3 separate regions of the Homo sapiens genome follow, and all the other regions are linked to region 1. The links are chromatin contacts, found by Hi-C or POLR2A ChIA-PET in ENCODE. All regions are on one chromosome and are shown on one strand. The core of a region is the stretch at or near the end of the contact, and the rest is flanking DNA. Distances in the headings are between cores, read along the strand shown.

Evidence for each region. Hi-C counts contacts between places; a loop is a spot of excess contacts on that map. ChIA-PET counts read pairs that join two places held with the same protein, here RNA polymerase II (POLR2A). Pooled maps may share reads with other maps.
Region 2: a loop to region 1 is called in a map of naive thymus-derived CD4-positive, alpha-beta T cell, with 4 times the contacts of the local background. The contact joins the enhancer-like site here to the promoter of CLASP1 in region 1. A Hi-C loop is called at or near these places in 1 of 168 maps with a recorded cell type or tissue (naive thymus-derived CD4-positive, alpha-beta T cell) and 6 of 50 pooled maps. POLR2A ChIA-PET finds 5 or more read pairs at or near these places in 1 of 52 experiments (OCI-LY7).
Region 3: a loop to region 1 is called in a map of ascending aorta, with 4 times the contacts of the local background. The contact joins the promoter of RALB here to the promoter of CLASP1 in region 1. A Hi-C loop is called at or near these places in 1 of 168 maps with a recorded cell type or tissue (ascending aorta) and 12 of 50 pooled maps.

What each region holds. Positions count from the first base shown.
Region 1 is chr2:121,647,719-121,652,068 of GRCh38, forward strand. CLASP1 (cytoplasmic linker associated protein 1) reads right to left here and starts at 1,744. Exons shown (of 41, transcript NM_001395891.1): 1 at 1,654-1,744. It overlaps NIFK-AS1 (NIFK antisense RNA 1), which reads left to right and starts at 1,936. Exons shown (of 4, transcript NR_037857.1): 1 at 1,936-2,663; 2 at 2,750-2,964. RefSeq lists enhancers at 698-1,326, 1,327-1,953, 1,985-2,254.
Region 2 is chr2:120,176,063-120,180,412 of GRCh38, forward strand. It overlaps EPB41L5 (erythrocyte membrane protein band 4.1 like 5), which reads left to right. Exons shown (of 25, transcript NM_020909.4): 25 at 1-3,057. Among named protein-coding and RNA genes, the nearest start is that of TMEM185B, 45 kb to the right of the region's middle. RefSeq lists an enhancer at 1,072-1,171. Within about 2 kb of position 1,954, at least 2 of the 41 ENCODE cell types and tissues checked have a DNase peak (open chromatin) inside an H3K27ac peak, as active enhancers do; they include OCI-LY7, where a contact is called at or near this core.
Region 3 is chr2:120,250,871-120,255,220 of GRCh38, forward strand. It overlaps RALB (RAS like proto-oncogene B), which reads left to right and starts at 1,982. Exons shown (of 5, transcript NM_002881.3): 1 at 1,982-2,110. RefSeq lists a silencer at 1,675-2,264 and an enhancer at 2,765-3,034.

The DNA.
Region 1 (4,350 bases), core at 494-2,993:
TGGTGAAAACTTAGCAAAAGCCTTTTCTGTATTTGCCAATTCAGTTGTAACACAGAGATACAATATTTGACACCTCCACCACCAACAAAGTCTCCTCTAAGGAGTCCTGACTTTGGTTAACCTTACCTGGGAGAATTAAAAGCTATGGCTGAAAACTCCTTCATAAAAACTAAAACTTTAGAAGTCTAAAATGGTGTTACAAGGTAGCCCATAATAAACAATGAATTATAGAAACTGAGATTTCAGTAACAACTGCTAAAAAGGTGTATTACACAATTTAACAAGATAACCAGATCATCAAAATTTAAATTTCTTAACAAATGTAAAAAATAAATAATATTCAATACTCTGAGGCACTGTGCTACTTTTTATCTATATGGTCGCAACATCAATGTTGCTATTCTCCCAATCCCTTGATGAGCAAACGGAGCCAATATCCAGGATCCCTCATATCGAGAGGTCAGTTACCGTCGTAAATAATCGTAGTAATAAAAACAATTTCTAATGCCAGAATTGAAAACGGACTGTGGCACCCAAATAGGGTCCAAGGTACATGGCGGCATGAAACTATTTCTCGCTTCTGACTCTTCTGCATCACGGTCTCCCAAAGGACTAGAGAATCTGAAGCTCTCATTGCCACATCTACAAATGAAAGTATCATGTTTAAAGAGCTCACAGGTTCTACGAATGGTCAGTATTTAATGAACGCACCCCACTACACAGAAACTCACCCAGCTGCAAACTCAGCTGCAAACTCACCACAGCGTGCTTTCAGACTCCACATTAATTTTTTTTAATTTTAGAAGCAAACAACTATTTTAAAAATATTATGTAATAATTTAAACTCTGGAAAGCCCCATACTCATCCCAGCAGCTCGGAAAACGGAAAGCAAAATTCGATTAGCTCCATTGTACCTAGCCAGGCTAACGTGCAAGATCACACACTCATCTTCGTCAGAGCGTCTCTGCCAATACCAAAGAACAACAAAGGCAAGTTGAGAAGTCTGCACAGGCTTAACTCAGCACTTGTTCGCTTTCCCAGCTTCAGAAAGAAGCTCTTCGAAGGCCCCGGGAACCAAGGGGACCTTGTGCATCCCATCAAGCCGGCCGCTCCGCTCGGCGCCGCTCGCGCAGCTTTTGTCTGGCCCGGTTGGGAGCCCAGGACGGGAGCCCGGGCCGCCCGCCTCCCGGCACCCCTTCTCTCTGGATCTTTCTTCACACCCATCACTCGCCAATGACTAGTTGTTGTGGGTTTCTCTCCCTCGCCCCCTCCCTTCCTTTCAAACGCGCCCCGGGCTCGCTGGCTTCTCCCACCCGGCAGGGGAGACTCGGGTTAGGAAGGGGGCCCGGGTGGGGTCTGGAAAAGGGAAACAGAGAGGGGCACACAAAGCCCGACTGACCCCAGGGCCGATCCCCTCCCTCTGCAAAGCAGCCTGGGCTCAGCGACCTACTGGTTGGATAAACAACCCTCGCATCCCGCTCCTCGCCAGGCTCCCACCTCAGGGCCGCCCCATCCCCCCAAAGTGCACCCAAGAGCCGATGACAGCGCTGGACATCGCCCCCACCCAGACCCGGCGCCCGCCACTGCGCGGGAGGGGCCAGGGCCGCGAGAGGGCTCGGGTCTGACCCTCCGCCCCCTGACCGGGTACTTACAGCCCTGTTTTTCGTTACTGTTGCCGCTGCGGACCAGAGAGCCGCCGCCTTCTCCTCCACCCCAATGAGGTTAAGCGCTTGGTGCGGGGATTAAAAAAAAAAAAAAAGAAAAAAAAAAAAAAGACCGAGAGAGCGAGAGAGACGCCGAGGGCGCCTGCGCAGTGCGGTCACCCTTTTTCTTCTTACCGCCACCAACCCGGGTACACCATAGAGAGCGTAAACCGAGACCAGAGAGGCGGCTGCCTCTCTATGGTAACGCCCCGCGCAGGCGCTGGCCTGGCCGTGTTAGGCTTCGCTGGCGTAAAGTCCCCGGGAGCTTTGCCCCTCACGGAGAACGTTAGTTGACCCTGATGGGGACCCGTAGGGTAAAGGTTTTGTTTTTGTTTTTTTTTACGGAAAAGGTTGTGGTTAGGCCCCTTGGAAAGTTGCGACAAAACTCGAGTTAGACAAGGAAGGTCGGAACTAAGTGGCCACAGCAACAATGCACCAGCAAGCAGGGAGCGTGATAGGAAGAGCTAAAGAGGAATCGGGAAACCCTGGGTAAAAGTCGTCCAAGTGGAACTTCCTTTGGTCGGGGGTCTGATACTCGAAGGAAACGGTCTTTCACTTCTGGGTTAGGGCGTCCGCCCAGAGGGCGACTGCAATGAAGGAAATTGTGCCCTGCGACTTCCCGTAACAGAGCTGTGTGTCCACGCTCCCTTTTCCGAGCAGGCGCGGACGCTTGTGCCGGAAGTAAACTTGTTAACGGTTCTTTGCCTTTTGGGGAGGGGAGACAGCCCAGAGAAGGCTTTGGAGACCCTTGAGTCGGCCAGCGAGCAGGGTTTCTTACTTGAGCGCCTCCACAAATAAACGCTCCTTCGCTCCTCCGTCGCGTGCGTTTCCCTGGGATAATAAGTGGGAAAGTGGTGGCTTTTATTTTTTTGAGACAGGGTCTCACCGCCGTCGCCCAGGCCGGATGGAGTGCAGTGGCGCGATCACGGCTCACTGCAGCCTCGACTTCCCAGGCTCAGGTGATCCTCCTGCCTTAGCCTCCCGAGTAGCTGGAATTACAGGCGTGCACCACCCCCCCCCAACTACTTTTTGTATTTTTTTGTAGAGATGGGTTTCACCATGTTTCCCAGCCTTGTCTCAAACTCCTGACCTCAAGTGATCCGCCGTCTTGGGTCTTCGAAAGTGCTGGGACAGCAGGAGTGAGCCACCGCATCTGGCCCGGAAAGTGTTTTGGAGCGTAGAAAAATGCAAATTATAGGGCTGCCTTCAAGGATCCCGAAGGACCCACAGATTTGCCGCATCAGGCTCCTATGCACGCCGGTAATTTGATGTGTTGAGATGCACTGCCCAGTGCGTTGTTTTTACTGGAGGAGCTTGTGTGCGGAGCTCCTTGCTAGTGTATGTGTTGGGATGGGAGAGAAGTGCGGGAGAACTATGAGATAATGCCCCCTGATCCTCAGGGTCTTAGGAGGTATGGTCGGAGAGGCTAAGCTAAAGTATGAAAGCCGTGTGTAGGCCCTTCTGTGTAGTGCAGAAAAGGTAGAGGTATGTGATTTGAAAGAGTAGGGATGACATGGAGGATGCGACTCCTGGTTGGATCTATAAACTAATGTCTTTGGAACGAAAGCACATGCAACCTTTTGAAAATGGATGGGTGATAATGAAAGACCATTCCAGAGAAGAAACACCATGGTGCAAAGGCTCAAGAGGCATACTGGAAGTACAATGAAGAGAGCAATCTAACTGAAATGGGAAAAAAAGAAACAAAGAGTAAAAAGTAAGATTTGATGAGAAAGATGGAATCGATTTTTAAATTTTTTTATCTACACAACAAAATTTATTATCTTAACCATTTTTGAGTGAATAATTCGTTAGTATTAAGTATATTTACCTCGTGCGGCCAGTCTCCAGAATTCTTTTCATCTTGCAAAACAAACCCCGAACCCATTAAACAATTTCTCATTCGCCATTTTCCAGCTAGCCTTGGTAACCTCCATTCTAGTTCTGTCTCTGTGAATTTGACTGTGTACCCCGTGTAAGTGGTATCATACAGTATTTGTATTTTTGTGACTGGCATATTTCACATAGCATAATCTCCTTGTGGTTTATCCATCTTGTAGCATGTGTCAGAATTTCCTTCCCTTTTAAGACTAAATAATATTCCATTGTGTGTATATACCACTTGTGTTATTTCCACCTTTTGGTTATTGTGAATAATACTGCTTCAAACATGAGTGTACAGATAACTCTTCAAGATCCTTTTAGGGTAATACAGAGATAGTAAGTTATCTTGATTGTTCACTGCCAGTTACAGACCAAACTCCTTGTTCTCCTTGTGCTCCACTTCTCAACCACTGCACTTGGCTAGTCTTAAACAAAAAAAGAAAAACCCTAATTTTAATAGCTTGTGGGGACAGACGCAGTGGCTCACGCCTATAATCCCAACACTTTGGGAGGCCGAGGTGGGTGGATCACTTGAGGTCAAAAGTTCGAGACCAGCCTGGCCAATATGGTAAAACCCTGTCTCTACTAAAAATACAAAAATTAGCCGGGTACGGTGGCACACACCTGTAATCCCAGCCACTCAGGAGACTGAGGCAGGAGAAATGCTTGAACCCAGGAAGTGGAGGTTGTGGTGAACGGAAATTGCGCCGCCGCACTCAAGCTGGGCGACAGCGAGACTCCGTCTCAAAAATTAGTATTAAT
Region 2 (4,350 bases), core at 704-3,203, 1.5 Mb before region 1:
AAATTCTGGATGTTAAAATAATATATACTCATCACAGAAAAATAAAGTATAGCAATGTCCATCTGTAATTCTAATACCCAGAAATAACGCTATTTAGCTTTATAATTTTCGAATGAACAAGGTAAACCTCGGTTGCCATGGGGAAGAAGGATGATGTGGAAACCATATTGGTAAAGTTGTTAATCCCTCGTTATGGAGAACTGATCTTAAGCTATACCTCCTGGAATTTGCTTTCTAGTTTTCTGTCCTGCAATATGTATATAATTAAGCACTAATTTGTACTGCTTAGCATAAAAGAACATCCAGTCTTAGATCCTTAAAACTTCATGGATTGGACTTTCCTGGGCTCCTTATAACATAATCGTGTGTCCAGGCAAACGCACACTAGTGTCTGACTGGAAAGCTCAGGAATTTTAATCTTGCACTGTTTCCCAGGGAGCTGTAGTGATTGGAACCCACGTTTGCACAAAACATTTTTGCAGAAGGAAAGTCAACACTTCTTGCTGGCTGCCTCCCCTTAGCCATTATGCTAAAAACAGCTTCTGAGTTTCACTGGTGGGGCTCTTGCCAGTTCTTAATTATAGGACATATTTTCTCAAAGCTGAAGGTGACACCTAGAACCAGGGGCTTGACCCAGGACATGATGGAATGAGCATCAAATTTTCAGTGTCTTGGCAACCGTAGATGTCCTACAGGGTTACCGTTGTGCTGCTCACCACAGAGCAGCTGAGGCATTATGCCTTGGAAGACCTAAATCTCCCATCCAGTTCAGGAGGTGACAACATCCTTATTTTAAACTTCCTAAAATTAGGAATTAGGTAGTTGGACATAGTCTGTGACCTTTATGTCGTTGGATACCTGTATTCTTGACAGTTAGAATATTGGTAGGGACTTTGTTAAAATTCACTTGAATTTCAAGCTCAGAGGAAACTTTGTCTCATGCCCTGACATGAAGTGGCAAACACGGAAGTTCATACTTGAATGCTGAATTGGCCCCGACAGATTAAATGCGTGTTGGGGATTGGTTTCCTGTCATAGCTGCTGCTGCTGCCATGCGCAGAGCTGCTGTAACAGCTCTTCCTGTTCTGCTCCCCTGAGAACAGTGTGGTGGGGAGAGGCAGGGCTGAGGTGGTCTACGAATGTGGCAGGTAGGGAAGGGGAGATGTCTGTCTCTTGAGAAGAGAGAGGCATGTGTGCCGGCATCCTTGATGGGTTCAAAGAGAAAGGTTGGAGATGATAGTGGGTGAGAAGCAGGCTGGTGAGACTGGGCTGAGGTTGGAGAAGGGGCAGCCGGGGGCACTGCTGAGGGTTTGCCGTGCACGCCTCGGACGGAGCACGGTGGGGTGGCGGGGAGCAGATAGTGCTGCCTCCCTGCGGGCAGACAGGAGAGGAACCTCAACTCAGTCCATTTCATAGCCCTGATAGGGGAAGTGGGAGTTGACAGGATGGTTTAAAATAAGACGTGAAGGTTTCAGTTACCTGCTCTAGACTTTGCCTGAGAACTTGTAAATTAATCAGTGAGACCTAATTTGTGACATGTCAGTAGCATCATCTTTTGACACACAGGAGGTCATGGTCATTTCATTCCTACTCTTCAGGAGACACTGCTGAACAGAGGAATGATTCTGTTCCTTGTGTGCTTACTTCCTTAACATTTATACATTGTTTTAAGAAAAAACTTTTAAAAATATTTCTTATAGTCTCCTAACATTTGTCTCTAGCCTTTGCCTTTGTACAATCACAGATATCCTATGGAGATTTAAGGATGAAAGCCCTGAGTTGTTCTTGGGTTCTTGGATCTGGACTACTTGTTATCTTATGCTTCTCACTTCTGGCTAAAACTTGCACCTCTTCTTCTCTTAGCTAAGCCCCAAAATGAAGATTTCCTTCAGAAGTCTTGTTAGCAGAATTATTTATCAGTCACAGAGAGAAAAATCTGCTATTTTTCTAAGTAAGAGTCTCGAGAAGCAGAGTTTTTGTCTTGTCATTGAGAGGAGTCAGCAGTCTTGTTCTGTAAAGGACCAGAGATGGTAAATACTGTCCCACTCAGCTCTGCTGGCGCAGTACAGCAGCAGCAGCCCCAGCACAGCTGTGTTCCTGCGGAGTCCCCTTTACAAAGCCGCTGACCCCTGATGTGAAACTTTGTAGAGCAGCAGAGTGGCTGCGTGAAACGGGAGGCTGGCAGGTCCTCAGATAGGTTCTGCAGTGTTACCTGTCACTTGGAGGCAGCCAACACTTCTGGACATTGCATCCTTATTCACACATGTGGCAGCTGAACGAGGTGCTGTTGTGGGTGTCTCAGCTCTGAGGGTCTTTGTGAGCTCCCACTGTTGTGGGTGTCTCAGCTCTGAGGGTCTTTGTGAGCTCCCACTGTTGTGGGTGTCTCAGCTCTGAGGGTCTTTGTGAGTTCCCACCAACTTTTAATTATTCATGCCCTTGACCATGTGGTTGCTTGGAGACCTGGGGTCTTCTGCAGACTGAAGAAGACACATTTCTAGATTATTTGTCCTTTTTATCCTCTCAAAAATTTAAACACTGTACCTCTTCAGTGGTCAGAAGAAAGTTGGAAACTTTTCCTACATATTAGGCGTTAGTATGAGGACATTTGTTTGAATTATAGAAATTTGCCCTGAGCTGAACTGGGTTGTGTTAACACATTGGTAGAGCTATGATTCCTTCCCAGTTCTAAGAGATACGATCTGTAAGTCCCTATGTCACCACATTGCTTGAGATGATCATTCAGTTACTTGTCAGGATTTCTCCTCTTCAGAGAGATTTTTTTTTATAGCACAGATTCCTTTGCCCCTTTTATCTCCTTATCTGGATATGATAAGTGGTTATGAGGGTCTCACTAACTATTTTGTGTTTACCTTTTATATGTGTAAAACTTTGCAGTAGCATTTAAAGTGTAATTTATTTTTCTATCAAGTGCACTATTCATTTAGTGTGTTCCAGTTTTATATGACTTGTATTAGAAACACTGCACTGAGTTGTTTGTACACTGAAATGAGAACTCTAGATGTAACTCTATTCAAATAAACCTTCGTGAGACATTCATGTTTTTGTGCACTGTTTCTGTTTCTTGGAACTGTGATTCCTACATGCTGACCTCAACAGAGTTAGACCAGATCCACTGTTGGTACAAACCTGAGGAAGTGAGCAGAAGCAGCCGCACTGTTTTTAGGTTGATTTCCATGTTTTTGTGGTGTAAATTTGGGAGTAGGGGCATTTTCAAAGGTTGAAAACCTCATTGGTCATCCCCAGCATATCCTGGAAGGCACGGTGGTCATTCCAAGGACAGCATGGTGCAGTATCACCACAGCTTTGGACATCGGATCTGGGCTCTACTGCTTAATACCTCAGGTTTTTTGTCTGAAATGGCACATGAAGTGTGTGTCACAGCGTGTGGTAGAGTATGCAGGTGTTGACTTCTCCTTCTCTTGGCGCCCACCAGTCCCCAGCCTTCTCTGGGTTTGCACTGCACCATCCAGCGAGGAACAGTGCCACCTGGGTTGGTTTCAGGACTTCTGCTGGGCAGAGTCATACTGCACCATATGGGTGTTGGCAAAGCTGAGAAAAGTTGGAAGTCTTCTCTTTCCCTCTCCCCTCTGTTTTCTGCCTGGGAGAGAGGCCCAGTTGGGCCCTGGAAACTAAGGAGCTTTTCTCTGCTTTTTGGAGATGTATGGAGAGGGGCTGGAACCCAGATGCAATCACCTGTACCAGGAGCTCTTCTAAGAGGAAGTTTTTGGCAATAAGTAATGAAAGCCACCAATAAGTAGCGAAAACAACTCACTGGAGAGATAAGGACTGACAGGAAGATGGAGGATGGGCAGCAGTGGAGGTGGAGGGAGTGTGGATGGTGTCTCCACAGGTGCTGCCTTTAGAGGGCACCCTGGCCAGGCTGTGGTTCCCCAGAAGGAAGGGGAATGGATACTGGGCTACCAAAATAACCAAAAAATAAACCCATTGTGTCACCCAGAATGGGCTTTTGTGGCCAGCACCAGGCCTGGAGGGGCTAAGAGGGTACAGATCTCAGGTCACTAAGGTTATTGTCAGGCCCAAGAAAAAGAACTCACCATTAGTTTGGTGGCAGGGTGGTGAGTCAGAGTGATCTGTCTCTGGCCCCATCCTTGTCCCAGCAGATGTTCAGCCCACTGTGCTTAGATTCCCAGGCTCGTCCTGAGGAGAGACCAGCGGGGTGGCAGAGCAGCCCCTCCCCCACAGCAGGGAACCCTCTGCAGCCCAGGCTGGCGTATCCTTCACACTTGAAGTGCACCAGTCAAGGATAACAGTCAGCACATGCTCTCAAGCTAGCAAATCATGATGTTAGGGCAGGAATTGATTTTCAAG
Region 3 (4,350 bases), core at 732-3,231, 1.4 Mb before region 1:
TCTGAATATACTGCACAGCTCAGGGTCTGGCATGTCCAGGATCTGAATAGATGATCCTGCTGGAGGAGTCCCAGTAGGACCCCTCCGAGTTCTAGGCAGGCAGAGAATGAAAGCAGCATTTCTCAGAAAGCCCTGTGCATCCTGTTACCAATGCAAAGGAATGGCACTTCAGCACCCCAGAAAAGGTGGGGAAACCTCCTGCATCTGCTGTGGGTCCTAGGGGATGGGGGGCAGGTGGGAACAGTAGAATCCTGGCCTGTGGCCTGATTTCTGACCCTGTTCCCTCAACTATCATACCCTTTTCACTTGGGTAGGCTGCTGCAGCTGCTCTCCTCTCTATACTTGCATTTGACAAAGGGTACCACCACAGCAGGCCCTTTCCACCAGGCTGCACGCGGTCACACTTGATACAGATGGGCTTTGGGAGATAAGGCTGTACCAGATTGGTGATCACACACTTGACTGTACATCGTGGCCTCTGGTGGCAATCACTAATGTAAGCTCACATTCCTGAGGCACTCACCAAGTTCCTAGCACTGTACTGAGAGCTCTATGTGGACTTGCATGTACATCTTCTTACCTATAGCATGGAGGTGCTGCTATTGGGCAGCTGGTGAAACTAAAGCCCACAGAAGTAGTTTCCTAATTAAGTAACTGCTAGTCACAAGGTAGAGCCCTCCTTTAATCCTATGCTTCCAGACTCCAAACCTGTGCACTTAACTGTTACTCCGTAAGAAAAGGTTTGGGTCTGATTCCTCTTCTAGGTTATAAATACTAGGGAGCTTCCTCTTTGAGAAGCCTCCTACCCCATCTCCTTACTGTACCTAGCAAAGTGTCTGTCATACGATTAGCACTCAATAAAAGTTTTAAATGTGAATGAGAATGGTAAAAACAGAATACTTAGTAGGCTAACACTAGGATATTCTTCTGATTGCACTTTTTTGTTAAGTTGGTCACTTAAGACTAAGGTAAAGCTTCTGTGCTTTTTGATATAGATGCTGATGGAGGGACTGGATCTGGTAGATACATAGCAATCTAATCATGGCCCAAAGCCTCCAATATAGTATACACATGCATCCTAACTTACAATGATCAACAATGAAAGAATTAATTACACTGTGCTAGCAGCCATGGATATCACATTGCATAAGAGATAGTTCCCTCCCTTAGAGATAAGAGGCAGACGTTTAAACTGTCAGTTGCGATGGCTTGTGACTCTCATGAGGTCTGCGTAGGGGTCAGCACGGTCACAAAACCTGTGGAGGAGGAGGTGGTTAGGAAGGAAAATCCACCGAGATGAAGCTGTACTGGATACAAAATCACACGTTCCTGGGCTTTGGCAGGGAGCTTGCCCACTGCACTTCCTGCCTCGAGGCTATGGCTGGGGTGGGATTCTGGCCCTTGTAGGCGGCCTGGGTCCAGTCTCCGCCATGCACTCACTAACTCCATTACTGCTAATGGGATGTCATCAGCGAAGCGAGTGGTGGCGGCAGGTGGAGTCCCGCCCCAAGACCCCCGGGCGGCATCCCCATCGCCGCGCTCCAGCACTCTTCGCCACCTCGTAATTTTCTTCTGTTTCTGTATGATCAGGTCTGTCCTTCGCTTTTGCTTTCCATTACTTCGTCCTAGCCCTGGCCTGAATCCCACAACTGGCGCCCCACCTTGTGCACCCGCACCCGCCCTCAATACCGGCGGGCAGCTCCTCCACTGCCGCAGGGTTACCAGCTGCGTGTCCGAGGGGCAGAGAGAGAAACAGAGGGGGACGGGGCAGGCGCGCTGGGCCCGCCCCCCCGTGCCTGGGGCAGCTTCTCATTGGTGAAACCTCCTCCCCGGCCGCCCGCTGCTTGGAAAATCAGCCTCGGATTGGCTGACAGCCCCCCGACGGGCGTGGCTTCCGAGGAGAGGGCAAGAACGGAAGCGAGGGCGCGCTCTCGAGAGGAGGGGTTGCCTAGGCGACGCCGGAGGCGCGCTCGGGGGGTGGGAAAGCGAGCCCGGCAGCTCAATGACAAATCGGTGGAGGACGGCTGGGGTCCGGCCCCGGGAGGGGGCGGGGCGCGTTTAAGAGCTGCGGGCCGGGTGCGGACGGCGGAGGCGGCGGGACTGGTCCCTGGTAAGGGCGCGGCGCCCGCGGGCCCCGGGCGGGGTGGGGCGCGGGCTGGGGAGTGGGGTACGCCGCACGCCCGCAGCCTCTTGCTCCCTCCGTGCCGGGCTGTGGCCGGGCGGCGGCAGGACATGTCGCGCCCCGAGGCCGGCGGAGGGCGACGCCCCGGCAGCGGCCCCGCTCCGCTCCGGGAGGACTCCCTGGGGGAGTCTCGGCTTCCTGGGCTGCCTGGGGCTGAGGAAGTGGGGGCGGCCTCCGCCTCTCCCTTGTAGCCGCGGTTCCTTCCCTATCCCGCAGATGGCTCTGCTTCCACTTCCTGCCGCGGGCCTCCCGCTCGGGACCGTCCACTTCCTCAGTCCTCCGGCCGCGGCTTGGGCAGGGTCAGGGCTGGGAAGTGTTGCAAAAACTTAACTGCCCTCGGAACTTGCACGCGCCGTGAACTGGGCGGTGTTCCTAAAGGGCTTCGGTTTGCTGGTTTTGTTTTGGTCCTGTCTTGCAAATGAGCATAAAGTTGTTTCTCCCCCAGCCTCCTCCCCTTTCCTTTCTGATAGGGGCCAGCGGCGAAGGGGCTTCTAAGGGGAAGCGCCTGGACTGGGCATCGCCGTCCCGGTTCTTGCCGCCTGTGGGAGTGTGAGGTTAACCGTGCTCGGTGCAGGGTTGCGGGGCGCGGAGCTTGCTGCGTCCACACTGCTTGTGTGAGCAGTGTCCTCTCTGTGCTCATTTCCAACGAGAAACGTTGGAACTTTGGTGTTCTTATCAGGTGAGTCTTCGGGAGAGAAGTGCTTGTGCCTGGCGGACTGAATGAATTGGCCGTGGAAGAGACTTGGCTGATTGCTCATCTGGGTTACCTGTGACTCATCTTCAGCCCTTGTAGAACAGTGCACTTTCTGCTCTGTCCTGGTTTCCTAACCTCATTTCTTCTGAAGTTTTGGGGATGGATGGTGGGCATGGAGTATCAGAGGGGATAGTGAATCTTTTAGAGGTGTCAATGACTGATGTTCCAAGCAGAGCCATAAGATTGTTGGATGTCAAAGCTCAGAACCGGTCAAGGCTCAGAATGCTCCTTAAACCTGGAGCAATAGAAGCACAGTATCGAAGTTCCCAGAAATGGGCCGACCATGAAAGGTAGCACTGCATATTGGGAAAAACAGGAGGGGTGAGTTTGAAGACCTGGGTTTGATGCAGGTTCTGAGAGTTTACCGGTGTTGTGATGTGGAGCACGATCTTTCCCCCTCTGAGCTCCAGAGTCAGCAACTGTAGAAGGGTGATGATAGTTATCCTAATTGTTAGGATTAAACGAAATAGGAGCGGGGGAGAAGAAGGCCAGGGAGACATATCCTTTGTGCGTGGCTTTAGTTGTCAGCCGGTCTGCTTTATTCTGACCACATCTGGGGCTTTCCTTCCTTGCCCATTCACATTGCTTCCCATTGGAAACAGCACTCTTATCGGAGATCTCAGCCAGATTTCCCTCTGCCCGAGGAATAGAACATTTTCCCAGGATTGTGTGTGGAAAATAGTGTAAGTTATTAGATATCTTTTGGGAACTTGGGACCTAGACCATAAGGATAAACAGGATTTAGAGTCTTCCACGGCATATGAAGAGATTTTGGTAGAAGATGAGGGTAGAAAAGTTCTAAATTCTTGCCTTGACTGAAGATGGCTTGAGATTCCATGAAAAATTTTAAGCCTGAGAATTGAGATAATCCTTTTTTTGTTTGTTTTTGGGGGCAGAGTCTTGCGCTATTTCCCAGGCTGGAGTGGAGTGGTGTGATCACCGCTCACTGCAGCCCCCACCTCCCAGGCTCAGGTGAGTCTCCCACCTCAGCCTCCCGAGTAGCTTGGTACAGTCTTGCACCACCATGCCAAGCTAATTTTTGTATTTTTTGTAGAGATGGGGTTTCACCATGTTGCCCAGGCTGGTCTCGAACTGCTGGGCTCAAGCCATCCTACCACCTTGGCCTCTCAAAGTGCTGGGGATCACAGGTGTGAGCCACCCCGTCTGGCAGGGATAATTCTTTCTTCCAAATCACGTAATCCTACTATGCCTCTTTGCATTTAGTTGCTAAATTCTTACCCCCCTCATGTAACTTATGGAAGTTAGAAACATCATTAGAGACCTTTCTTGAAAGCTAAATTTGGAGACAATGTAAGACTAGAGTGCGAAGAGATCTAGGTGAACTCTGTAGTTTTCCAGTGTAACTTGTCTCCAGATGGTATACAGGAGTCCCACTTTTCCTTGGCTCCAGTTA